Regions from separate parts of the Homo sapiens genome. Here region 2 is linked to region 1. The links are chromatin loops, found by intact Hi-C in ENCODE. Cell type or tissue: CD14-positive monocyte. All regions are shown on one strand. Links, peaks and the distances in the headings refer to the core of each region. The heading gives the core; the rest is flanking DNA. Region 1 overlaps VDAC2 (voltage dependent anion channel 2). Region 2 holds the start of LOC124902460 (a long non-coding RNA gene).

Region 1 (11,515 bases), core at 3,081-8,080:
CAAATGGGATTGCTTGAATTTTAATATCAGCAGTGGGTCATGCTCTTGTTCTTGGATAGAAGGTGGGAGAATAGAGACATTAACACTGGAATGTTTTTTTTCTACCAGCAATGTGTATTCCTCCATCATATGCTGACCTTGGCAAAGCTGCCAGAGATATTTTCAACAAAGGATTTGGTAAGAACCTTATTTTTAAAACGTTTTAGATAAAGAGTGAAAATGTATGTTTGGGTTGCTTAGCGAAATCAGATCAATCATTGCAAATTGTAAATATCTTGCTGCTTTAAATTTAGAGTTACTTATTTTTTTGAGACAGGGTCTCCCTCTGTTGCCCAGGCTGGATGCAGTGGCATGATTATACCTCACTGCAGCCTGGACCTCCTGGGCTCAAGCGATCATCTTTCCTCAGCCTCCCACGTCCCAAGTAGCTGGGACTACAGGCACGCTCTGCCACACCTGGCTAATTTTTTTTATTTTTCGTAGAGGTGGGGTCTCACTGTGTTACCCAGTAAACACAGTGGCCTCTCAAAGCCTGGTTGGATTACGTTACAGACATGAGCCACTGTGCCCAGCCTTGTATTAATTCTTCTATTAGAAACTTAAGATACTTAGATTAAACTTATGTGAAAATAGTTCTTTTACAGTCTACATCCCCCTCCCCCAATTTCCCAAAATTTTTAAAAACTGTACTTAGAAGATTTGAGCCTTTAAGAAAAACGGCTCGTGCTTTAATTTTTTTTCAGTTATAGCTTAGGCCCTGGTTGACTAGAGTTACGATATATTACTGTTTTGCTTTTGTGGTGACTCCTAATACTTTATCTAGAGTTATGAGCTTTTTCAGGTGAATTTGAGTTTTCTTGAAAATTTTGTTCCATACCCTCCTCCCCTTTATTTAGACTGTTGGAAATACCCCATTGGCATAAATGTCCTAAATGTCTGTATTATGATAAGTTGGTTTTGTTTTTGTTTTTTTTTGAGACGGAATCTCGCTCTGTTGCCCAGGCTGGAGTACAGGGGCGTGATCTCGGCTCCCTGCAGCCTCTGCCTCCTGGGTTCCAGCAATTCTCCTGCCTCAGCCTCTCTGGTAACTGGGATTACAGGCACATGCCACCATGCCCAGCTTTTTTTTTGTATTTTTAGTAGAGACGAGGTTTCACCATGTTGGCCAGGCTGGTTTTGAACTCCTGATCTCAAGTGGTCTGCCTGCCTCGACTACCCGAAGTGCTAGGATTTCAGGCGTGGGCCACCGCACCTGGCCATATCATGATAAGTTATTAGCTATTCTGAAATTTCAGTTGAATGATTTTTTAATCTGATATTTAAGTTTAAGAATAGTTTGGGGGCTGGGCGTGGTGGCTCACACCTGTAATCCCAGCACTTTGGGAGGCCGAGGCGGGCAGATCACGAGGTCAGGAGATCGAGACCATCCTAGCTAACACGGTGAAACCCCATCTCTACTAAAAATACAAAAAATTAGCCAGGCGTGGTGGCACGCACCTGTAGTCCCAACTACTCGGGAGACTGAGGCAGGAGAATCGCTTGAACCCAGGAGGTGGAGGTTGCAGTGAGCTGAGATCGTGCCACTGCACTCCAGCCTGGGCAACAGAGTGAGACTCCGTCTCAAAATAAATAAATAAATAAATAAATAATTTGAAAGCATTCTTTTGTGTACCAACTACCAAAAACTAGACAAAGCAGCATAGGGATAATTCTGCCCTTTATAAGCCAGTTTACAAAAGACGAATTTGTAACAATTTCATTTAAATATTGTATATTAACACATTTTTATCCACCTCTGAATATGTGGAATCTTTTTGTTTTTTATGTATAGTCAACAATTGCTATGCATCTTTCATACAAAGGAATCATTTTGTTTCTTTTGCTGTCTATTTGTTGAAGGTTTTGGGTTGGTGAAACTGGATGTGAAAACAAAGTCTTGCAGTGGCGTGGTGAGTGTTACTGTTGAATAAGTTCTATTGAACCTTTATAATTTTTCAACTTGTAAAATGGTCATAACTGAAAGATGTCTACCTGTTTTGTCTTAAAGAAGAGGCAGAAGTTAACTTTGTTTTAAGAGATTTGCGTGTAACCTGATTTATTTTGGCCTTGAATGTGATTTCTGATTTTCATGTGGTCTTTCGTCATATTATGTATGCACAAGGAACTTAGGAAAGACCAGTCAGGTGGTACTCTTTACTCGTAAGATTACACATTTGAAGGCAGGGAACCCATTATTAGACTTTTTTGTAACCCTTTGTCAACAATGCTCGTCAGAGTTATGGGCATAAAAATATCAGGAACTCATTAATTTGAGTGTACTAATCATTTATATAATGTCCATTTTCTAGCAGTTCTCCCTGGAGAAGATTTCCACATGTATTTTATGAGTTTAGGGAGTCCTGATCTGAATTTTTTTTTTTTGAGACGGAGTCTCACTGTGTCACTTAGACTGGAGTGCAATGGTGTGATTGTGGCTCACTGCAACCTCCGCCTCCTGAGTTCAGGTGATTCTCTTGCCTCAGCCTCTCTAGTAGCTGGAATTACAGGTGCCTGCCACCACGCCTGACTGATTTTTGTATTTTTAGTAGAGCTGGGGTTTCACCATGTTGGCCAGGCTGGTCTCCAACTCCTGACCTCAGGTGATCCACCCACCTTGGCCTCCCAGAGTGCTGGGATTACAGGTGTGAGTCACCATGCCCAGCCAAGAATATTTTTAAAGAGGTTAATATTTTGGTATTTGGGTGTCTTGATAGTTCAATGAACTGTTTACAAAGGGGATAAACTAATATTTAACTTTTTTCGAGACAGGGTCTCACTCGGTTGCCCAGGCTGGAGTGCAGTGAGTGCAGTGGCACAATCTCAGCTCACTGCAGCCTCGACCTCTTGGGCTCAAGCAATCTTCCCACCTCAGCCTCCCAAGCATCTGGGAGTACAGGCCGTATCCATCATGCCTGAGTATTTTTTGTAGTTTTTCTAGAGATGACGTTTTGCCATGTTGCCCAGGCTAGTCTTGAACTCCTGAGCTCAAGTGATCCACTTGCCTTGGCCTCCCAAAGTGCTGGGATTACAGATGTGAGCCACCATGCCCAGCTAGTAAAATTTAACTTTGTGAAATTTTTTTTACTTAAAAAATTTTTGTTTTGAGATTATTTTAGGGGTGGGTGTGTGTGCACATTAGAATACTATAGGTTATTTTGATATATGTATGTATGTATATATATAGAGAGAGAGAGACTTTTTTTTTTTTTGAGACGGAGTCTTGCACTGTCACCCAGGCTGGAGTGCAGTGGCATGATCTCAGCTCACTGCAAGCTCCACCTCCCAGGTTCATGCCTTTCTCCTGCCTCAGCCTCATGAGTAGCTGAAACTACAGACACGGGCCACCACGCCCAGCTAATTTTTTTGTATTTTTAGTAGAGATGGGGTTTCACCATGTTAGCCAGGATGGTCTCAATCTCCTGACCTCATGATCTGCCCACCTCGGGCTCCCAAAGTGCTGGGATTACAGGCGTGAGCCACCGCGCCCGGCCTATATAGACATTTTTGATGTAGTGCATGTAACTGATATTTATTTAATCGTATTGTAGTTTTTTTGTTTTGTTTTTTTTTTTTTCCTCTGAGACGCAGTCTTGCTCTGTCGCCCAGGCTGGAGTGCAGTGGCATGATCTCAGCTCACTGCATCCTCCACCTCCCAGGTTCAAGTGATTCTCCGGCCTCAGCCTCCCAAGTAGCTGGGATTACAGGTGCTTGCCACCATGCCCCGCTAATTTTTGTATTTTTAGTAGAAACAGGGTTTTGCCATGTTGGCCAGTCTGGTCTTAAACTCCTGACCTCAAGTGATCCCAAAGTGTTGGGATTACAGGCGTGAGCCACAGCGCTAGCCCTGTAGTTTAAAAGCCTAGGCCTGTTGGATTTCTGGGGATTTACATTGATCATATCTGTCGCTTGGTTTTTTTGGTCTGAAAGGAAGCTTAGGTGTTTAGTTATGATTGGATGACTTATTTGGCCAAGTTAACAGGTTACAGAGCAGTGATTTTTAGTGTTTTTTAATGTTCCCATTGTTAGTCTATTGAGGCCCCTAGTGTATTTGTTGAAACACAAAAGGCCTTCTAAAAAAGATTCAGTCCTTGTGTTTAAAAAGCTTACTTTCTAGTTGGAGAGACAAAATAAACTGAGAGTACTGAGGTAATTAATATCAAATATTAGATCGTTGGATAATCAAATCTTTGTTGGAAAGGAATAGATTGTTGTGTATAGGGTTAGGGAAAGTTTTATGGAAGTAGGTTTAAGAGCATGAAGGATATGTAGGAGCTGGATTAGATATAGCATGTTTTTATTCACATTTAATACATGTAACTCAACAACCATGGTATTGATCCTATAGTATGTCTCTGGCCCCAGATAAGTCCCATTAATACCTGGCTCTGTTTTCTTACCTGAACAGCAAAGCTACTGAAGCCACCCCAGAATGTAGAAGCCAAAATTTCTGGTGGTAAAGGGTATGAGCTGTAATCTGGCCCAACTCTGGTCCCACAGGGTGGTGTTGGCTTTGTTTCTTGAGGCTTCCTTGGCATGTGTATATAGGCTGGCTCTTGATCTGTGGGCTGATGAATGGCCGTAGGTGGGGCCCCAAGAGTCATTAATGTCATTCAGGATTAAAAATAGCTACTCACACATTCCCCATTCAAACTGCTAGAAAAACCTGTTCCATATATATTGTTTTAGTAATGCTTTCCTTTTCTGTGGAGCATATGAAAACGTACAAACTTTCACAGTGTCAGTTCAATTTAATCATTCGGAGGTAGGCTTTGTAATTATAGTTGCAGAAACAGACCCAAAAAAGTTAAGTGAGGCTGGTCACAGTGGCTCATTCCTGTAATCCCAGCGCTTTGGGAGGCCAAGGCAGGAGGATCCCTTGAGCCCAGGAGTTCTGAGACTCACCTGGGCAACATAGTGAGACCCCGTCTCTACAAAAAAATTTAAAAATTAGCTGTGCTTGTTGGTGGGTACCTGAAGTCCCAGCTACTTGGGAGGCTGAGATAGGAGGATCGCTTGAGCCCAGGAGTTTGAGGCTGCAGTGAGCTATGACTGTGGCACTGTACTCCAACCTGGGCGACAGAGTGAGACCCTGTCTCCAAAAAAAACCGCAAAATGTTGTGTCCTGCTCAGTGTGATGCATTTAGTAAATGACACGAAGAACTGGACATCAGAACTCCTAATTTTTATATCTAGTGTTTCCTAACATGATCCAGTGCTTTTTTGTTTAATTGGAAATGGAGTCTCACTCACTCCATCACTCAAGCTAGAGTGCAGTGGTGCCATCTTGGCTCACTGCAACCTCAGGTTCTCAGGTTCAAGTGATTTTCCTGCCTCAGACTCCTGAGTAGCTGGGATTACAGGGATGCACCACCATGCCCGGCTAATTTTTGTATGTTTAGTAGAGACGGGGTTTCACCATGTTGGCTAGGCTGGTCTCAAACTCCCTACCTCAAGTGATCGGCCCGCCTTGGCCTCCTGAAGTGCTGGGATTACAGGTGTGACCCACCACACCCAGCCAGTCCAGTGCTTTTTAGTATAGGTATTGAGGGCTATGCTTTGACTTGAAATTCCTGTTAATGAAAGGGTCTAATTTAGGAGAGTGATGTAAGACCTAAGGATTTGTCTCTAACAGCAGAGCAATAGTTATACAAATGTTCTATTTTCTGAGAGAAGGTTGACTGGCCTTTCCTCCTATTGATACAATTTTTGATATTTCTCACTCTACAGATATCACAATTTCTGGCTGTAGTCTCTTTATTATTTTCACATCAGCTGTCTTCCTTAGGCTTGGCGTGGTGATGCTTGTGATCCCAGCTACTCAGGAGGCTGAGGTACGTGGATCACTTGAGCCTGGGAGGTTGAGGCTGCAGTCAGCTGTGATCACATCATTGTGTTCCAGCTTGGGTGACAGAGGCAAGATGCTGTCTCAAAAAAAAAAAAAAAATTCAGATAAGCCCTCCGTATTTTTTCTTTTTCAGTTCGTGTGCAACCAGGGATTGGCACATTATTATTTTTAGACAGGGTCTCACTGTGTCACCCATGCTGAGTGCAGTGGTGGGATTATGGCTCACTGCAGCCTGGACCTCCCAGGCTCAAGCAGTCCTCCCACCTCTGCCTCCTGAGTAGCTGGGACTACAGGCGCACACCACCACGCTGAGCTGGTTTCTTAATTTTTGTAGAGACATGGTCTTGCTATGTTGCCCAGGCTGGTATCTAAGTGCTGGGATCACAGGCATGAGCCACCACACTCAGTCCCCCATTGATTTTTGAATCCCAAATAAAATCACCTTAGCAAAACCTTCCTTAAAAGATGTACAGTTAGCTGGGGTGGTGGCTTACGTTTGTAATCCCAACACTTTGGGAGGCCGAGGTGGGTGGATCACCTGAGGTCAGGAGTTGGAGACCAGCCTGACCAACATGGTGAAACTCCATCTGTACTAAAAATACAAAAATCAGCTGGGTGTGGTGGCGGGCACCTGTAATCCCAGCTACTTGGAAGGCTGAGGCAGGAGAATCACTTGAACCTGGAAGGCGGAGGTTGCAGTATGCCGAGATCACGCCACTGCACTCCAGCCTGGCGATAGAGCGGGACTCTGTCTCAAAAAAAAAAAAAGGTGTACAGTTTGTTCACTTGAGAATTCACTACAGGTTAACTTGTGATTGATTGGAAGTGTCAGCTGTGTATGTAAAGTGGCAGTCAGTTGCTCAAAGGCTTATTTGTCACTCTTATATATGCTTAGAGAGTAGCACAGTGCAGAAGGATACGAGTGTTTAGGAAGCTAGAAAAAGGATTCATGAATTTACCAAATGTTTCAGGGGGTTTGTGTGTGTGTGCGTGTGTAAGGCAGTGATGAATTCTAGGCTTATGAGAATGTTCATGAAGTTATTGATTGTCTTGTTAGGAATTTTCAACGTCCGGTTCATCTAATACAGACACTGGTAAAGTTACTGGGACCTTGGAGACCAAATACAAGTGGTGTGAGTATGGTCTGACTTTCACAGAAAAGTGGAACACTGATAACACTCTGGGAACAGAAATCGCAATTGAAGACCAGGTAACATTTTGAAAATTTTAGTATTAATTTTATTAATTTATTTTTGTATTTCAAAAAAAGAAAACAAATTACTTTTCTTTCAAAATAGATTTGTCAAGGTTTGAAACTGACATTTGATACTACCTTCTCACCAAACACAGGGTAAGCACAGACATTTTTATCTGTATTACATTTAAAAGTATTTCTCTTTTGTATATTTAGAAAAGGTGTACATTTACTGTTTGATAGCTTATTAAGCTACCTTGTGGTGGTGAAATCTCTGTATCTGCTTTTATTTATTTATTTGAGATGGAGTCTTTGCTGTGTCACCCAGGCTGGAGTGCAGTGGCATCATCTTGGCTCACTGCAGTCTCAGCTTCCTGGGTTCAAGCGATTCTTCTGCCTCTGCCTCCCTGAGTAGCTGGGACTACAGGTGCGTGCCACCACGCCCAGCTAATTTTTGTATTTTTAGTAGAGGCGGGGTTTCGCCATGTTGGCCAGGCTGTCCTGGAACTCCTGACCTCAGGTGATCTGCCCACCTTGGCCTCCCAGAGTGGTGGGATTACAGGCATGAGCCACCACGCCCAGCCTTTTTTTTTTTTTCCATATTTTATTTTATTGTATTTATTTTATTTTATTTTATTTTCATTTGGGACAGAGTCTTACTCTGTCACACAGGCTGGAGTGCAGTGGCGCGATCTCGGCTCACTGCAACCTCTGCCTCCCGGGTTTAAGTGATTCTCCTGCCTCAGCCTCCTGAGTAGCTGGGATCACAGGCATGTGCCACCACGCCCACCTAATTTTTGTATTTTTGGTAGAGACAGGGTTTCACCGTGTTGATCAGGCTGGTCTTGAACTCCTGACCTCGTGATCTGCCCACCTCAGCCTCCCAAAGTGCTGGGATTACAGGTGTGAGCCACCGCTCGCAGCCTGTTTGTTTATTCTCTGTCACCCAGGCTGGAGTGCAATGGTGCGATCTTGGCTCACTGCAACCTCTGCCTCCTGGGTTGAAGCGATTCTCCTGCCTCAGCCTCCTGAGTAGCTGGGATTACAGGCATATGCCACCGTGCCTGGCTAAATTTTTTTGTATTTTTAGTAGAGACGGGATTTCACCATGCTGGCCAGGCTGATCTTAAACTCCTGACCTCAGGTGATCCGCCCGCCTCAGCCTCCCAAAGTGCTGAGATTACAGGCGGGAGCCACCATGCCTGGCCCATATCTGCTTTTAGAATACTATGGTTGCTATCATTGGCTTGCCTTCAAATATTTGCCTCTTTGTTGTTGCACTAACTTGGGCAACTAATGTGTTTCTAACAGGCTTTTGTGACTGATTGTTTGTTCTGCAAAGCAGTTTTCCTAGATGGCTGTCCAGTTGCTTCATGTGTCCTTGTCTTGTAGTTCATTGAGCTGACTTTTTTACTCCCTGTTATTGTATTGCTGATTTTTACTCCCTGGTCATACTGCAGTTTATTTAAGTCTGTTTTGTGCTCTCTTGTGCAGAAGTGTGTGTAAATTTTTCCCAATGACATCAGTTTGTTCTTTTTCCAGAAAGAAAAGTGGTAAAATCAAGTCTTCTTACAAGAGGGAGTGTATAAACCTTGGTTGTGATGTTGACTTTGATTTTGCTGGACCTGCAATCCATGGTTCAGCTGTCTTTGGTTATGAGGGCTGGCTTGCTGGCTACCAGATGACCTTTGACAGTGCCAAATCAAAGCTGACAAGGAATAACTTTGCAGTGGGCTACAGGACTGGGGACTTCCAGCTACACACTAATGTGTAAGTATTTCTTTCATAGGATACTGTGATGTGGGCCCTCAGAGGATGATTTTGATGTCTGTCATCTTATTGATCTGGGTGCACCCTAAAGGATTTCTCATAACATTTAAAAACAAAATCATTCTTGGTCATTTCTAGGGTGCCCCTTGAAAGTTTATAGTAGAAGACTGTTAGTCTGACCTTTGGTGCTGAGAGAGTAAATGTTCATTTTATATGGGGTTTAATGTGCTTTGTATTTTTACAAGAGGCATTATATATTGGCAGACTGCTACCAGTACATTCATTTTACTTAATTATTTTGATGTGTGAGATGCTGACTTGATAGGATTGCCTAAAATGTATGGTGTTTTGTGGTTGGGTTTTTTTTTCTTTTTCTTTTTTCTTTCTTTTTTTGTTTTGGTTCAGACAGAGTCTTGCTCTTTTGCGATCTCGGCTCACTCCAACATCCGCCTCCCGGGTTCAAACAATTCTCCTGCCTCAACCTCCCAAGTAGCTGGGACTACAGGCGTGTGCCACCATGCCTGGCTAATTTTTGTATTTTTGGTAGAGACGGGGTTTCACCATGCTGGCAAGGCTGGTCTGGAACTCCTGACCTCGTGATCTGCCAAAGTGCTGGGATTACAGGCGTGAGCCACTGTGCCCGGCTATTGTTGTTTTTTTGTTTGTTTGTTTTTAATTATTTTTGTAGAGATGGGGTCTTGCTATGTTGCCCAGGCTTGTCTCAAACTCCTGGCCTCAAGCGATCCTCCCGCCTCAGCCTTCCAAAGTGTTGGGATTATAGGCGTGAGCCACTGCATCCAGCCTGGTGTTTTTACCTAGCCCAAACTAGATAGATACATAGAAAGTACTTAAAATGTTTTTCTTTCCATTGTAAAAATTCATTGGTAAATAACAGAAGCACAAAGAAGAAAACCTACGTTTCTTACAATCATGCCAGCTAGGTATATAATCTTTGTTAATGTTGTGGTTCACCTTTTTATATGTGTGTGTATATATACTTATATATAAAATACGTAACCAAAAGGCTGTTTGAGAACCTCTTGCATGTTTAATACAGTGTGATAATTCCACTGAATGGATATTCTGTGGTTCATTTTACCAATCCCTGTATGGGTATGGGTTGGGGAAAAAAACCTGTTAAAACTTGCAAGTTTTCAGTGGAACACTAAAGACCCACTTGAGCTGTGGTTTTTTATTTAAATGTAATGCTACAAATCAGCCTGTGCCTTAGACATTATTACATTGTCTATTCTAGATCTACTAATTTAAAATATCTTATAGCAATGATGGGACAGAATTTGGAGGATCAATTTATCAGAAAGTTTGTGAAGATCTTGACACTTCAGTAAACCTTGCTTGGACATCAGGTACCAACTGCACTCGTTTTGGCATTGCAGCTAAATATCAGTTGGATCCCACTGCTTCCATTTCTGTGAGTACTTTTGTGGACTTAGAATGGGGGTTTTGGTTGTGGGAATGAGTCTTTGGGTATACTGAATTATGTTGAAAATTTGAACTGATTTCACACAGTCCCCAGTTTACAGATAGATTAGTTTTAGATTTTGAAATGCGCTTTTTTGATGGATACAGTGTTAGACGTTTTATTTCCAGGCCAGGCTGGTGGAGTTTGTTTAACCTCAAAAGCTGCCGAGTTAATGTTGATGATAACCTTGAGCCATAGGCCTGTCTAAGTCCAGGTATAGCTGGTGTTTGGTCCCTGAGTGGTTCTTACTGTGTCAGAAATAATAGTGCTTTTTTAAGGCTCTCTGTTGTCGAGGCTGGACTGCAGTGGCACAATCACGACTCCCGGCACCTTGACATCCTGGGTTCAACCTCAGCCTCCTACTATTCCCAACTAATTTTTTGATGTTTTTTTGTAGAGATGGGATCTCCATATGTTGCCCATCCTAGGCTCAAGCTATCATCCTGTCTCAGCCTCCCAAAGGAGGCTGTTGGGATTATAGGCATGAGCCACTGCACCTGGCTAGTATTTTAATCATCACTTTGTCTTTTTTTTTTTTTTTTCTTTTTTGAGATGGAGTCTCTGTCGCCCGGGCTGGGGTGCAGTAGTGCGATCTTGGCTCACTGCAACCTCCGCCTCCTGGGTTCAAGCAGCTCTTCTGCCTCAGCCTCCTGAGTAGCTGAGATTACAGGTGCCCGCCACCACACCTGGCTAATTTTTTTGTATTTTTTAGTAAAGATGGGATTTGTTGGCCAGACTGGTCTCAAACTCCTGACCCCAAGTGATCCACCCGCCTCAGCCTCCCAAAGTGCTGGGATTACAGGCATGAGACACCACAGCTGGCCGCCTTCTCCATTTCTAATTGCACTACAGCAATAAAAACCTCAAGATTCATACAGTACACTATTCTGTTACTTACATTGATGTTCTTGGATGTCTGTGGCATTTTAACAGATTTAATGTAAGTGGAAGAAGCTTCTCTCAGCTACTAGGAGTTCATAGTTAAAATGGGAAGGCAGCTTGGGACCCCTGTGTCATTTAATGACTCCTGGGAATTAGTTTGGAAATGTACCTAGCCTTTCCCACTTCAGTAATGTTAGCTGCCACTCCAATTCAGCAGTACCCAGAAGCATTGCTTAATGCTCCTTGTGATATTAGGAAGTATATATTTGGTTCTCCTTCCCTCTCCTGGCATAGAACTCCT
Region 2 (15,808 bases), core at 6,736-11,735, 95 kb before region 1:
ACTGGGACAGGTGGGTATACAGATGCTTTTTATAGAAGACATAGTTCCAAAACATAATTATGCCAGAAAAAGAATGATTGCAATATTTATATTCACTTTAGTAGAGATAAATTGACTTCCTTTTGTGATTGTTAAGTCATAACATGGTTCCATGAAGTCTTTGACTTTAGCCACATGTCTCATATGTTTTACAACTTTTTATGTGATTATAGGTTTGTAAAGTTGTTGGCCATTTCTTTTCTCTTCCTTCTTTTCTTTTCTTTCCTTTCTTTTTTTTTTTTGAGACAGAGATTCGCTGTGTTGCCCAGGCTTAAGTGATCCTCCCACCTCAGCCTCCCAAGTAGCTGGGAGTAGCTGGGACTGCAGGTGGGCGCCACCATGGCTGGCTAATTTTTGTTAGCATCAAGCGTTTTCTAAATGCTTGATTAAATCTAAATGGATATCTACTGTTTAATCTTCATGAGATGATAATTTGATTTGCAACAGCTTTTAAATTAGTTTATGTGTATGGGCTATGTGACATACCCTCAGATGCACAGTGGAATAGTAATTGTTTCTTCAAAGGATATGTGAATTCTTAGCTAAAAATGCTGAGATTGTTAAAGTATTAATTCCCTTTTCTTTAACTTAATACAAATTATCTTCAGTTGAAGTTTATGTAATATTACTGTTTGTTGGTTTTATCTTTAGAGTGAGATCCTCTGGAGACCTTATCTTCATACTTAGTTGTGAATAAAAGTCATGGCATGTAAAAATTTGCTGAACTGCAATATAAGAACTCTATTAAGATTACAGCTTAATGTTATTGCAAAATTAAAGAGAAACTGTTAGATGGAGTTGTACAATTAACATATTAGCATGTCTAATAGTTTTTTAATTTTTGTTTCCCTTTGTCAGTTCTCACACCCATTGAATAAAGAAAATCAGTTTTTGGCTAGGTGTGGTGGCTTACTCCTGTAATCCCACCACTTTAGGAGGCCGAAGCAGGCAGATCACTTGAGGTCAGGAGTTCAAGACCAGCTTGGCCAACATGGCAAAACCCCATCTCTACTAATACTATAAAAAGAATTAATCAGGTGTGGTGGCTCACACCTGTAATCCCAGCTACTCAGGAGGCTGAGGCAGGAGAATCTCTTGAACCCGGGAAGCAGAGGTTGTGAGCTGAGATCACACCACTGCACTCCAGCCTGGGCAACAGAGTGATATGTCTCAAAAAAAAAAAAAAAATCGGTTTCTCTAAGGCAGAAGAAGCCATCATGACTGCGATGGCAGAATATGCAGACATATTTAGGTAAATCAGTTTTGATTTCAGTACCATAACCCCCCTTCTGCAAAAGCTTATTCACATTGCACAGTTGCTTATAAACATTTTTTTATTTTGTTAATCATTAGATCCTCAATACTTCTTCAAAACTTTGCTGTTACTGATTAAGACATTTTCATGGCTTTTCTAAGAATTGAAATTTGAACACTTTTTTTGAGAAACTTAAATCACAGATGTTTCCATGAATAGTATTATTATTGTTTTATAAGAATGCCATGTTAACAAGCTATTCTTTCAAGATTTTTACTTCCAGGCCTGATGTAATATATGGTGTTAATTGTTGGGTGTACCTAGCATGCCCGTTAATTTATGGATGGAAATCTTTCCTGTCTTCAGATTCTACCCCCTTCATTTTTCATATGCCAGTGGATTGTTAATGAACTAAGATTGAATTCACTTTTTAATTTTAAAGCTTCTGTAGCTTTGATTCTCTTTGGACATCAAACTGATTTATACGAGATATGAATACAATTGCATATTCTGCTAAATTACCTATGAAGCTCTTTTGAATGATTGTGGTATTTGGTGAAAAAATACAGTATGAGCTAATCAAAATTCTTTTAAGGGATTTAGGTTATAGAGGAGGACTATACTATTTCATTCCCAGATTAGATTAAATGTTTTACTTATTTGCAGAGATGACAGGGGAGAGCCTTGATTATTTTCACGTCTCATGTATTTATATTTGTTTACAAATAAAGAGTTACTTATTTGCAAAATGCCGTATCTTTAATACTTGCTTACATGTGATTTTGGGAATTCTTTTGGAACCAGTTTTTGTTCTTGTTTTTGTTTTGCTCTAAGGGTATGATGTAACACATTGAGGGGTTAATAGTAGGGCAAGAACAGAGAAAGCCATTTGACAACAGATATCATCAGGACAGTGATGCTTACTTTAGGTCTTGTGGTTTTCTTGGCCTTGAGAAATCAAGATGTTAACTAAAAATAGGAGAGCATGGGCCAGGCACACTGGGAAAACAGATTGGTGTTTACATGCTACCGCTGTTGCTTCCTGGTAATTTGCCATATGAATGTGTGGGTATGGATTTGTAACAGACCTGTGATGTGAATATTCCTGAACCCCCTCCTCCCATACACACAGTACCATCATCACAGATCTGAAGCCTAACCTTTAGCTGAGTTCAGTGACTTCATGTTTCCGTATTGAAATGTTCTGTTATTGGGTCCTCACAATACTATAGAATGTAACATACTGCGGGCACGGTGGCTCACGCCTGTAATCTCAGCACTTTGGGAGGCCGAGGCGGGCGGATCACGAGGCCAGGAGATCGAGACCATCCTGGCGAACACGGTGAAACCCCGTCTCTACTAAAAATACAAAAAAATTAGCCGGGCCTCGTGGCAGGCGCCTGTAGTCCCAGCTACTCAGGAGGCTGAGGCAGGAGAATGGCATGAACCCGAGAGGCGGAGCTTGCAGTGAGCGGAGATCACACCACTGCACTCCAGCCTGGGCAACAGAGCGAGACTCCGTCTCAAAAAAAAAAAAAAAAAAAGACTATTAACTAAGAAAAACTTGGTTATAATAGTTTCACCACAGTGTTTCACCATAAAACAATGTTTTATGATATGTACCTCAGAAAAGAGTGTTGTGGGGCAGGGCAGTGAATTATATTTATATTTGTCTAAGTATTTTTTGGTAGTTTTTTTTTTTTAAAGATAGGGTCTCACTGTCTCCCAGGCTGGAATACAGTGGCGCGATCATGGCTTATGCAGCCTTGAACTCCTGGGCTCAAGCAGTCCTCCTGCCTCAGCTTTCTGAGTAGCTGGGACTATAGGCGTGTGCCACCACACCTGGCTAATTTTTTTAAATTTTTCTTTTGTAGAGATGGGGTATCAGCTATGTTGACCAGGCTGGTTTAGAGCTCCTGGCCTCGAGCAGTCCTCCCACCTCAGCCTCCCAAAGTGCTAGGATTACAGGTGTGAGTGTCTTAAATTTTTGAAGTGCATTTAGTTAAGCTTATGAGTTGTGGCAGAGGACAAGAGGTAGTAACATGAGTATCTGTTATCTTGATACTTGTTCTGTTGTCTTGAAATTTTTGACAGATAAATTCTAGTTGGAGGTGAGAACCATGGATTCTGCTAATTTAGGGCCTTCCTATAGGTTAACTGGTGTCACTGAGTTTTTGGAAATACTTGCAAATCTGTTTTAGTTTGGAACTTTGAGATTAAATGGAATTGATGTCAGTTCCATCAATATAATATTAGCATGAAAGCCAGAGATTTCCAAAACCATACATTAAAATTTGGCTGCAAATCCAATCCATTTTCACAATATTTAATGGAGTTTGAAGTCTTGAGCCAGTTTCTCATTTTCCATTATATTGATTAGATTTTGGATGTAGCATATTTATTTATTTATTTAGAGACAGAGTCTCACTTCGTTGCCGAAGCCTGGTGCAGTGGCGTGATGTCAGTTCATAGCAACCTTCGCCTCCCGGGTTCAAGCAATTCTCCCACCTCAGCCTCCCCAGTAGCTGGGATTACAGGCGCGTGCCACCATGCTCGGCTAATTTTTTGTGTTTTTAGTAGAGACGAGGTCTCACTATGTTGCTCAGGCTGGTTTTGAACTCCTCGGCTCAAGGCATCCACCCCCCTTGGCCTCCCAAAGTTGGGTTTACAGGCGTGAACCACCGCAGCCTGCCAGTGTAGCATATTTAAAAATAAAGATTTTACCAGCTGGGTGGGGTGACTCATGCATGTAATCCCAGCACTTTGGGAAGCTGAGGTGGGTGGATCCCTTGAGCCCAGGAGTTTGAGACCAGCCTGAGCAACATAGTGAGACCTCGTCTCTACTAAAAATACAAAAATTAGCCGGGTGTGGTGGTGTGCACCTATAGTCCCAGAACTCAGGAGGCTGAGGTGGGAGGATCACCTGAGCCCAGGAGGTCAAAGCTGCAGTAAGCTGTGATTGCGCCACTGCACTCCAGCCTGGGTAAAGAGTGAGGCCCTATCTTAAAAAAAAAAAAGGGTGGGCGTGATGGCTCACACCTGTAATCCTAGCACTTTGGGAGGCCAAGGTGGGTGGCTTACTTGAGGTCAGGAGTTCAAGACCACCCTGGCCAACATGGTGAAACCTTTTCTCTGCTAAAAGTACAAAAAAATTAGCTGGGCGTGGTGGCACGTACCTGTAATCCCAGCTGCTTGGGAGGCTGAGGCAGGAGAATTGCTTGATCCCAGGAGGCAGAGGTTGCAGTGAGCCGAGATTGCGCCATTATACTCCAGCCTGGGCTACAAGAGTGAAATGCTTTCTCAAACAAACAAACAAACAAAAAAGATTTTACCAAATTGATATGTTAAACTGCTAGCCTGGTTAGAATAAAAATTAGAATTTTAGATACTTAGCTTCTTTACTGGTTTGCTGTGGCATTGCAGCCAGGTCAGGAACCCTTTACCAAATTTATCACCAAAGTCCTATCATCGTGGAAAAATTTTTGGTATAACTGAGAATATAAAATGGACGGTAATATCTGTCAGATTCTTACTCATTGAGGGGAGACAGTTCTGGATTTGGTGTAGATAACTTGGTGCAGCCTGATAGTAGAAGTTAGTTTAAAGGCTATTTGGAACCAGAAAAAGATGTTATTTGGTATATATGACAACTTTTTTTGAGTGAAATTATAAGAGTTCACGGTTAGAGCAGCAAAAAAGTCCAAGAACTGAAGTGCAGCCAAGAGAATGATGATGTAACTGAGGAGGGAATTTAATTCTTTTAAAGATGCTGCCCTAAATTCTACTGCTCAGAAGTGGGACATAACAAAACAGAAAATCACCACTAAAGAGTTTCAAAATGGATGGTAGGAGTTAGTGCAAGGTCTTTGAAACTGTTTTGTAATTATTGCAGATTTTATCGATGTTTTGGAAACAATACCCTGTGCTTGCTAAGAAAATGCAAAATAGGCTGGGCACAGTGGCTTGCGCCTGTAATCCCAGCACTTTGGGAGGGTGAGGCAGGCAGATCACTTGAGATCAGAGTTCGAGACCAGCCTGGCCAGCATGGTGAAATGCTGTCTCTACTAAAAATATAAAAATTAGCCAGGTGTGGTGGTGTGCCCCTATAGTCCCAGCTACTTGGGAGGCAGAGGCAGGAGAATTGTTTGAACCTGGGAGGCAGAGGCTGCAGTGGGCTGAGATCACGCCGCTGCATTCCAGCCTGGGCGACAGAGCAAGACTCCGTCTCAAAAAAGAAAAAGAAAAATATCTTTCTATAAGTATAAAGAGAAAAGAGTAGTTTTTGTTTGCTGAATGAAAATGTTTTCATTTATGGTAAAAATTTTAAAATAGTATGGAAAAAAGTTGGATAATCCCAAATACTATAAACTACAGAGTTATTAATCACAAAGTTTAGCCATATATGCCCAAATTAAACCTTATCCTCCTACATCATAGTTTAGGCTTTTTGCTTTCATAAGAATTGTTTTTATGTTCTGGTTTATGGATCTGCAAACATGTAGTCTTTATTATGTGGATATTAGATAAGCTAAATGTATTTGATTTAGCTGTATTTCAGCTTCAGTGCATCTATAATATATAATTGCCCTAAGAAAAATTTATTAACTCTAGCTTTATATAATGTTTGAAGTCTCTTCCTCAGTGTTTATCTTGGGATATGGATCTTAATTTTTTTACGTTTTATACATCATTTGGAAGCTGTTTAACTTTTAAATTTTGTAAACTAAATCAGTAATGATTTGTTTTTTTTTTTTAATTTGAGACGGAGTTTCGCTCTTGTTACTGAGGCTGGAGTGCAGTGGTGCGATCTCAGCTCGCTGCAACCTCCGCCTCCTGGGTTCAAGCAATTCTGCCTCAGCCTACTGAGTAGCTGGGATTACAGGGGTGCACCACCATGCCTAGCTAATTTTTTTGTATTTTTAGTAGAGACGGGGTTTCTCCATGTTGGTCAGGCTGGTCTCGAACTCCTGACCTCAGGTGACCTGCCCGCCTTGGCTTCCCAAAGTGCTGGGATTACAGGCGTGAATCAATAATAATTTATACAAATAGCACATATTGTATTTATGAGTCAAGTTTTATCAGTTGTGAATTCCTTTAGGGGCATTTGAATGTAGGGCTTTTAAATACAATCACAGAATTTAGAATAGAGGACAGTTGCTTCAGCTGGTTGTACTCCAATATTTTTGATGATTTTCTGCACACACATGCACACACACGTGCGCACACGTGAGAAGTGAAACTACAAGAAAAATCCAGCATGTTTAAGTCACTGTAATCACCATCTGAACATGGATTTTGCTTCTGTAAAAGTAAGCATATTGTAAAGGTTTCATTTTGTTGATATATTCTCTGTATTTTAAATATTGTTAGCTGGGCACGGTGACTCACTCCTGTAATCTCAGCACCTTGGGAGGCCGAGGCAGGCGGATTGCCTGAGGTCAGGAGTTCAAGACCAGCCTGGCCAACATGGTGAAACCTCGTCTCTACTAAAAATACAAAAAAATTAGCTGGGCGTGGTGGCGCGCATCTGTAATCCCAGCTACTCGGGAAGCCGAGGCAAGGGAATCGGTTTAACCTGGGAGGTGGAGGTTGCAGTGAGCCGAGATTGTACCACTGCACTCCAGCCTGGGCGACAGAGTGAGACACTGTCTCAAAAAAAGTAAAGATTGTCCAGTGATGGATTAGAGGCTATTTTGGTCTCTTGTGTGTTGGTATAATTAAGCCCAGTGGAATAGCTGTGTCTTTCTAGTTTTTAGTGCCTATCACTTTAGGAAGTTTCCCAATTCCCAAACTGTACAGAAGTGCTTTCAGGTATCAACAGTAATCAGTTACATCACTGACATACTTTTTATTTTATTTTATTTATTTATTTTTGAAATGGAGTCTCGCTCTATTGCCCAGGCTGGAGTGCAGTGGCACGATCTCGGCTCACCGCAAGCTCCGCCTCCCAGGTTCATGCCATTCTCCTGCCTCAGCCTCCCGTAGCTGGGATTACAGGCGCCTGCCACCATGCCCAGCTAATTTTTTGTATTTTTAGTAGAGATGGGGTTTCACCGTGTTAGCCAGGATGGTCTCTATCTCCTGACCTCGTGATCCGCCCGCCTCAGCCTCCCAAAGTGCTGGGATTACAGGCGTGAGCCACCGCGCCCGGCCAGCGTCATACTTTTTAAAATGTTGGTGAGTGGTATGCTCCTGTGGAAATATTTATTAATAGTTAAATTTTATGTTAAGTCGTTATATGAGCAGTGCATATTGATGTGTAGAGCAATGCATTGAGTAACTAGAACCTCTATTTTATATTATTGTTTCTCAGTTTATGTAGCTTAATTACGTTGTTATGTTGAAAAGTAATTTCCATCTTTTTTTTTTTTTTTTTTTTTTTTGAGACGAAATCTCACTCTGTTGCCTGGGCTGGAGTGCAGTGGTGCAATCTCAGCTCACTGCAGCCTCCGCCTCCCAGGTTCAAGCGATTCTCTTGCCTCTGCCTCCCGAGTAGCTGGGACTACTGTCGTGCACCACCACACCTGGCTAATTTTTGTATTTTTAGTAGAGGTGGGGTTTTATGTTGACCAGGCTTGTCTTGAAGTCTTAACCTCAGTGATATACCCACTTCGGCCTCCCAAAGTGCTGGGATTATAGGCGGGAGCCACCACACCCGGACTTTTGAGCAGTTTCTGTTTGCTAAGCATTATTATAAGTGCATTATTGTAAGTGCATTACATGTATAATTCCATGCAATCTTCACAACAAGCCTATGAAGTAGGAATTCTCCTCATTTTACAGATAAAGACAGTGAGGCCCAAGAAAGTTATGTAACTTCTGCAGGGTCACATAACTGTGAGTGGTAAATCCTCAGTTTGAACCTAGGCAGTTTAATTCTAGAGCCAGTACTCTTTACTTTCTGGGCTGTATATCAGATGTTGTTGGCAAATAGCTTATTTATCTGAAGCTTAACTCTCTAGCCTTAGTTTCTTCAGCTGTAAATTGAGGAATTGTACTAGATCTCTCAGGTCACTTCCATTTCTAACCTAAGAACTCTGTCATCCTGATTTACAAAACACAACACGTTTAATGTTTCAAATTACTTTCTGTTTGTAATCTCTGGATCCCTTATGAGATAAAGGTTAAGCTGTTTCCAACATCACACTGTTAATGGGTCATGGAACTGGATCAGATCTTTTCTGGGACTTCCTGGTTTTGCTGGTTGCCTCATGCATATACTTAGTGTGTATATGCATATATGGGTTAATAATTGAATTTAATTGACCTTCTTAATTTTTTTTTCTTCTTTTTTTTGACTGAGTCTCACTTTGTCGCCCAGGCTGGAGTGCAGTGGTGCGATCTTGGCTCACTGCAACCTCTGCCTCCCAGGTTCAAGCGATTCTCCTGCCTCAGCCTCCCAAGTAGCTAGGATTACAGGCATCCACCACTATGCCCAGCTAATTTTTGTATTTTTAATAGAGACAGCATTTCACCATGTTGGCCAGGCTGGTCTTGAACTCCTGACCTCAAGTGATCCACCCTCTTTGGCCTCCCAAAGTGCTGGGATTACAGGAGTAAGCCACCATGCCCAGCGACTTTCTTAATTTTCTATTTATATCTGTTTAAATGAGATTTGCTTCAAACAGTGAAAAATAATACTGCTTTCATTTTCTTTCTTTTTTCAAAATCATATCACATCATTTTCTTAAAAAAACCTTTTCTCTCTGATTATAAGTATTACATTCTTATTGTATGGAATATAGAAATTTTAGAAATTTTTAATGTAGACAGTGAAAGGGCCCATTCAAGGAGTAAATATTACTAGTTTGATATTTATTTATTTAAAAATATACACATATACCATATTTGCTATTTTTTGGGACATTGTGCTTCTTTTAAAATTTTCTCAGTTTTTATTTTGAAATAATTATAGGCTGGGCGCAGTGGCTCACGCCTGTAATCTCAGCACTTTGGGAGGCCGAGGCAGGCAGATCACCTGAGGTCAGGCATTCGAGACCAGCTTGGCCAACATGGCAAAACCCTGTCTCCAGAAAAAAAATAGAAAAATTAGCTGAGCGTGGTGGGGGCACCAGTAATCCCAGCTACTTGGGAGGCTGAGGCATGAGAATCACTTGAACCCTGGAGGCAGAGGTTGCAGTGAGCTGAGATTATGCCACTGCATTCCAGACTGAATGATAGACGGAGACTCTGTCTCAAAAAAAAAAAAAAAAAATTCTTGGCTGGGCACTGTGGCTCTCTCCTGTAAACCCAGCACCCCAGCACTTTGGGAGGCTGACAGGAATGGATGCTTGAGCCGTGGAGTTTAGCCTGGGCAACATAGCAAGACCCCGTCTCTTACCCCTTCCCCAAAAAATCCTCCTCTGTTAGCAGTTTTCTGACAATTTGTATTATAAATGGGTATTTGCGATAAAAATTTTGTTAGATGCTTTTTTTATTTATATGCTCCTGTGTTTTTTCTCCTTTAGCAGGTTAACATGGTGAGTTACGTTGTTTGATTTTCAAATATTGAACCAGCCTTGCATCCCTGGAATGAACCCTGTTTGGTCATGATATATAATTAATTTTATATATTGCTGAATTCTGTTTGCTAATATTTGGTTAAGTATTTTTGCATCTATATTCGTGAGGGATATTGGCCCTTCTACAGACACCATCTCCATAGTGCCAGGTGGAGAAGGGTTAAGTTTTGTACCTTGCTTGCTGGGAAGGAAATGGACACCTCATGCTTGCTTCCCACCCCACCTCACCCCACCCCACCCCACCCCACCCCACCCCACCCCACCCCACCCCACCCTGTGCAGGGGGTTGGGCGGGTAAAGGAGATGAGGGTTGTGGGTGGCTTTGTTACCTCCGATATACCACTGAGTGGTGTTAATCCTGAGTCTCCAGCAGGCTTCCTCTGGTAGTACCTCGGCAAGGAGCAGGAGGGGTGCCTCATAAGTGCTGTTTGGGTTTGAAGTCCAAGTTCCCCAAATGGACTCCTCTGACAGCATGTTAAGAGAGGGGGAGAGACTTGTTACTGCTAGACAATGATGACAATCCCAGCTCCCTACTTGGTCTTCTCTGATACCACCCTGGTGTGGAGAGAGATATGGCCGGATTATAACCTGACAGGCTTAAAAATCAAGGCTCTCCATTTGGCCTTTCCTGGTGAGGGTGGGAGTGGAAATGGGGCTGGTTTTTTATGTGGTGTTTGGCTGGAATAGAGTGGGTTATTGTCTAAAAGTCTTACATCTTGCTAGGCTGTCTCTTTTTCTGGTCCTTTGGTTTTTCTTTTCTTTCTTTTTTTTTTGAGGTGGAGTCTCACTGTCTCCCAGGTTGGAGTACAGTGGCATGATCTCGGCTCACTGCAACCTCTGCCTCCAGGGCTCAAGCGACTCTCCAGCCTCAGCCTGAGAGTAGCTACTCAGCCTCAGAGTAGCTACTCAGCCTCAGAGTAGCTGGGACTACAGGCACACTCCACCGCGCCCAGGTAATTTTTTGTATTTTAGTAGAGACGGAGTTTCACCATGTTGCCCAGGGTGGTCTCAAACTTTTCAGCTCCAGCGATCCGCCTGCCTCAGCCTCCCAAAGTGCTGAGATTACAGGCGTGAGCCACTGCACCCAGCCGGTCTTTTGTTTTTTCTTGGAGCTTTTTTTATCTGCACCTTTGACATTTCCAGGTTGCTAGCTTCTCTAGTATCCACTTTGGGATATATATGGCAAAATAAACAAACAAAACACCCAAAGAGCTCACTACTGTGTTGTTCCTTGGGTCCCAAGGTGCCTGGCCAGTCAGTCTTCCTCTTCATTTCTCAGAGTCTTCTTATGTTTATTTTATATATAATGTCCATAGAGTAATAGGAAAAAGTATGTCTACTCCATCTTCCTGCAAGCAGAAATCCATTTATTTTTTAAAATGTACCTGTCAGAGGCCAGGCACCATGGCTCATGCCTGTAATCCCAGCACTTTGGGAGGCCAAGACGGGCAGATCACTTGAGGTCAGGAGTTCGAGAGCAGTCTGGCCAACGTGGTGAAACCCTGTCTCTAGTAAAAATACAAAAATTAGCCAGGCGTGGTGGCGCACGCCTGTAGTTCCAGCTACTTGGAAGGCTGAGGTGGGAGAATTGCTTCAACCCGGGAGGCGGAGATTGCAGTGAGTTGAGATGGTACCATTGCACTCCAGCCTGGGTGACAGAACGAGACTCCATCTCAAAAAAAAAAAAAAAAAGGTACCTGTCAGAAAAATCTAGAGAGCAAAACGGTACACATACTGAAGAGTAGCTCTCTCTTCTGTTCCTCTACTTTTTAGAAGCTGTTTCCTTCATTCTGTCTTCATGTCTGTCATTATATTCCATCCTGTCTCACAATCTGTTTTACACTCTTAAGACAATTTTTCTTTCTTTTTTTCTTTTTTTTTTTTCCTAAGATGGGGTCTCACTCTGTCACTCAGGCTGGAATGCAATGGCACAGTCATGGCTCAGCTTCCTAAGTAGCTGGGAGTATAAGCACATGCCAGCACAGCCAGCTAATTTTTTTGTTGTTGTTGTTTTTGTTTGTTTGTTTTTTACAGAGATGGGATTTCACGATGTTGCCCAGGCTGGTTTTGAACTCCTGGCCTCAAGTGATCCTCCCGCCTCCAGCTACCAGAGTGCTAGGATTATAGGTATGAGCCACCACACCTAGCCAATTATTCTTTCTAAAACACACTCTGATTATGTCATCCTCTTTTTCAGCTATCTGCAGAGAATCCCATTGTGTGTAGAATGTTTTTAACTTGACAGAGGTTTCCATGGCTCTCTCAGGTCCTCGTTTCCAAGAAGGAACAACTGTTGTGTCTAAAAGGGCTACTGCCTTATGCAGCCTATTTGCTGCATGAACTGTGCATGATGTATGCCCAGGGACAAGCCTTTTAAGAAGTTCATCATTTGAGGCTGGGTGTGGTGGTTCACACCTGTAATCCCAGCATTTTGGGAGGCTGAGACGGGAGGATCACTTGAGCCCAGGAGTTTGAGACCAGCCTGGGCAACATGGCAAAACCCTATCGCTACAAAAAAAAGTACAAAAATTAGCCCAGCGTTGTGGTGCACACCTGTGGTCCCAGCTACTTGGGAGGCTTAGGTGGAAGGATCACTTGAGCTCAGGAGGCAAAGGTTGCAGTGAGCCAAGATTGTGCCACTGCACTCCAGCCTGGGTGACATAGTGAGGCCCTGTCTCAAAAAAAGGAAAAAAAAATAAAGTTCATTATTTGAAACATAGTCGAGCCCACAGCTATCAGGGACATTTCTGAAACAAGTACCTTGGGCACCTATGTGCTTCCAAAGCTGTATGTGAAGCTACATAACTACATGAGTTGTGCCATTCGCAGAAAGGTAGTCAAGAATCGAACTTGTAAAGCCTGCAAGGACCAAACATGTCTACCTGACTTAGACTTTTGAGTGCTGCCCCATGACCTCCACCAAAGTCCGTATAAGGAGCCGACTCCTTAAGGACTGAAGAAAAACTATCTTCTGGAAAAAGATAAAGTGGAGATTATACTAAAAACAAAAACAAAAAGGTTTTCATCATCTGGCCCCAGTTTATATTTTCAACTTTTTATCTTGTTATTCCCCTGTGCCTTTTACATACTGATGGTTCACCACTGTTTCCTGCCTTCATACTTTGGTCATGCAATTTCCTCTGCTAGTATACTTTTATTTTTATTTATTGATCTATTTATTTATTTTTAAATTTTTGCTATTGTACTTTATTCATCTCTATCCACATAATTTTACTACTCCTTTAACGCTTAGCTCAAAAGTCACTTCCAAGAACTCTTTTCTGATTTTACCAACTGGAAATAACTTCTCTTTTCCAACTCCTTTAACTTTCCAATTTTTAGCAAATTAGATAAATATCCACTTTATTAGTCTTTTGAGGATTGAGTGAACTAATTATGACTCTCTTTAATATCCCTTTCTAGACTGTAGAATCATTGAGAGCAAGATCTGATTCAGATTCATTTGGATGAATGCCACATTGCCTAGTGTAATACCCTTCATATAGTATGTGTACAGTAAATATTTAATAGATGAATAAATGTAACATATGAGTGCTTTTGCTTTTTTTTTTTTTTTTTTTTGAGACAGTATCTTGCTGTGTCATCCAGGCTGGAGTACAATGGCATGATCATAGCTCACTGAAGCCATAACCTCCTAGGCTCAAGTGGTCTTCCCACCTTGGCCTCCTGAGGACCTGGGACTATAGGCACGTGCCACCACGCTGGCTAATTTTTTTTTTTTTTGTAGGGATGAGGTCTCCCTATGTTGCCCAGGCTAATTTCAAACTCCTAGGCTCAAGCAATCCTCTGGCCTTGGCTTCCCAAAGTGCTGAGATTACAGGCCTGAGCCACCGGGTTGGCCGGATTGTATCCTCAGTGCCTTAGTGTCTGGCATCTCTATATAATAGACACTTAGTAAATGTTTGAGACTGAACAGTGCAAAATTGTGATTCAAAAAGTCTTCATTAGGCTGCGCACGGTGGCTCACACCTGTAATCCCAGCACTTTGGGAAGCCGAGGCGGGTAGATCACCTGAGGTCAACGGTTCGAGACCAGCCTGGCCAGCATGGTGAAAACGTGTCTCTACTAAAAAATACAAAAATTAGTGGAGAGAGGCGGCTTGTGCCTGTAGTCCCAACTACTCGGGAGGCTGAGACAGGAGAATCGCTTGAACCTGGAAGGCAGAGGTTGCAATAAGCTGAGATTGCGCCACCGCACTCCAGCCTGGGCACAGAGCGAGACTCTGTCTCAAAAAAAAAAAAAAAAAATCTTTGTTATGTAATGTAACTTTGATACATTCTTCTGCTGATAACTAGAAAATATTTAGTATTTTATATTTGAGATTTAGTTCTTGCAGAAGTACAAGAGCCCTCAGTTCATGTGAGGCAGTATATTGTCATGGGTAAGAATATGAACTTTAAAATGAGATTGCCTAGGTTGAACAGTTCTCTGTACTACTTGCTAGTACAAGTTGATCTTGGGGAACTTAACCCATTTATATCAGTTGTCACATCTATAAAATGAGGAAATTAATAGTACCTACTTTATATAGTTGTGAGGATTATTTGGGCATATAAGTCAAACACGTAGAACAGTTCCTCAGACACTGTAAATGCCATGAATGTTAGCTAATTTATTGTTACTTCCTGAAAATGCACTGAACACGGTTCAGAACTTGAGTTTGTGAGTTAGGGTGTACATTCTTTTTAAGGAATAACACTCTGCTGACATCACATATCCTCTAGCTGTACATCCTGTCTGCTTCCTACTATTTTAACTAGGTATTGAATGGATAGCTGATAATCCCAGTTACATGACAGACAGTATTCAGCATGTAAATGTTAAATAAACAAGTCCTCTTGAGACATTTTAACTCAGAAAGGATTAACTAGTTCATGCTAAGGAACAACATGTACTTTTGTTCACTGTATTTCCTTTGAAGAATATTTTATTTGTTCTGGTTGAATATACTTTCCCATTCAGTGCAGTTAACTCTTCCTAGGTGATAAACCCTTTACCGGTCTTTACTGACAAATTAAAATGACTATTTAACGTTCCCTGTATTATTTTGAACCTTAAAACTGTTTTAACAGCCCTCTAAAATTAATCTGGCTCTGATTTTTTTTTCTTCTTTAATTTTTTTTTTTTTTTTTTTTTGAGACAGAGTCGCTGTCACCTAGGCTGGAGTGCAATGGCGCGATCTTGGCTCATTGCAACCTCCGCCTCCCAGGTTCAAGCAATTCTCCTACCTCAGCCTCCCGAGTAGCTGGGATTACAGGCACATGCTACCACGTCCAGCTAATTTTTGTATTTTTAGTAGAGACAGCATTTCACCATGTTGGCTAGGCTGGTCTGGAACTCCTGACCTCAAGTGATCCACCTGCCTCGACCTCCAACAGTGCTAGGATTACAGGCGTGAGCCACCGCACCCGCCCTTCTGTTTTTTTAAATTTTAATAAAAACAAGGTCTCCATATGTTGCCCAGGCTGGTCTTGAACTTCTTCGCTGAAGCAGTCCTCCTGAGTTCGCCTCCCAAAGTGTTGGGATTACAGAAATGAGCCACCATACCCAGCTTAGATATTTTTAATAACAGGTGAATTCTGAAATCTACATTGGTGTAAGATTAAAAGAATACATATGGTATTGTTCCATTCATATAAAGTACAAATGCAGGGAAAACTAAACTATATTGTTTATGGATATATGCTTAGGTAGTAAAGCTATAAAGAAAAACAAGGGATTATCATGAAGATAGGTTTGTGGTTACTATGGGTGGTCGGCAGGGGGTGGGGAAGGGAATTATTGATTAGAAGTGGTACACAGTGATACTGGGCTGGTGCCTTGGGGTGATTACAGATTAAAGGAAGTGAATAGTTGCAAGCCTGAGATGAAAAGATTTGCTTTTTTATCCAGCTGTTTGTATTGCATTATTAATACATGCATATAATTGGTTTTAGTGCCTAAATAGCAAAATTTCAGACACATACTGACG

Evidence for each region. A loop is a pair of places that touch in the nucleus more often than their neighbours do. Peaks named below come from ENCODE experiments on the same cell type or tissue, not always from the same donor. Only the 100,000 strongest peaks of a DNase experiment are listed, where the experiment ranks them.
Region 2: a loop joins it to region 1, with 5 times the contacts of the local background. A loop is called at or near these places in 45 of 110 quality-filtered maps.

The regions. Positions count from the first base shown.
Region 1 is chr10:75,212,122-75,223,636 of GRCh38, forward strand. It overlaps VDAC2 (voltage dependent anion channel 2), which reads left to right. Exons shown (of 10, transcript NM_001391963.1): 3 at 109-177; 4 at 1,900-1,949; 5 at 6,942-7,094; 6 at 7,183-7,235; 7 at 8,622-8,849; 8 at 10,131-10,281. Among named protein-coding and RNA genes, the nearest start is that of VDAC2, 7.1 kb to the left of the region's middle. RefSeq lists an enhancer at 10,330-11,085. In CD14-positive monocyte, for the core only: no CTCF peak of the experiment used is centred there; no DNase peak of the experiment used is centred there.
Region 2 is chr10:75,113,122-75,128,929 of GRCh38, forward strand. All of the region lies in intron 1 of SAMD8 (sterile alpha motif domain containing 8), which reads left to right. LOC124902460 (a long non-coding RNA gene) reads right to left here and starts at 10,578. Exons shown (of 3, transcript XR_007062202.1): 1 at 10,530-10,578; 2 at 10,146-10,280; 3 at 6,522-6,595. It also overlaps the pseudogene RPS26P42. In CD14-positive monocyte, for the core only: no CTCF peak of the experiment used is centred there; no DNase peak of the experiment used is centred there; H3K27ac peaks cover 941 bases.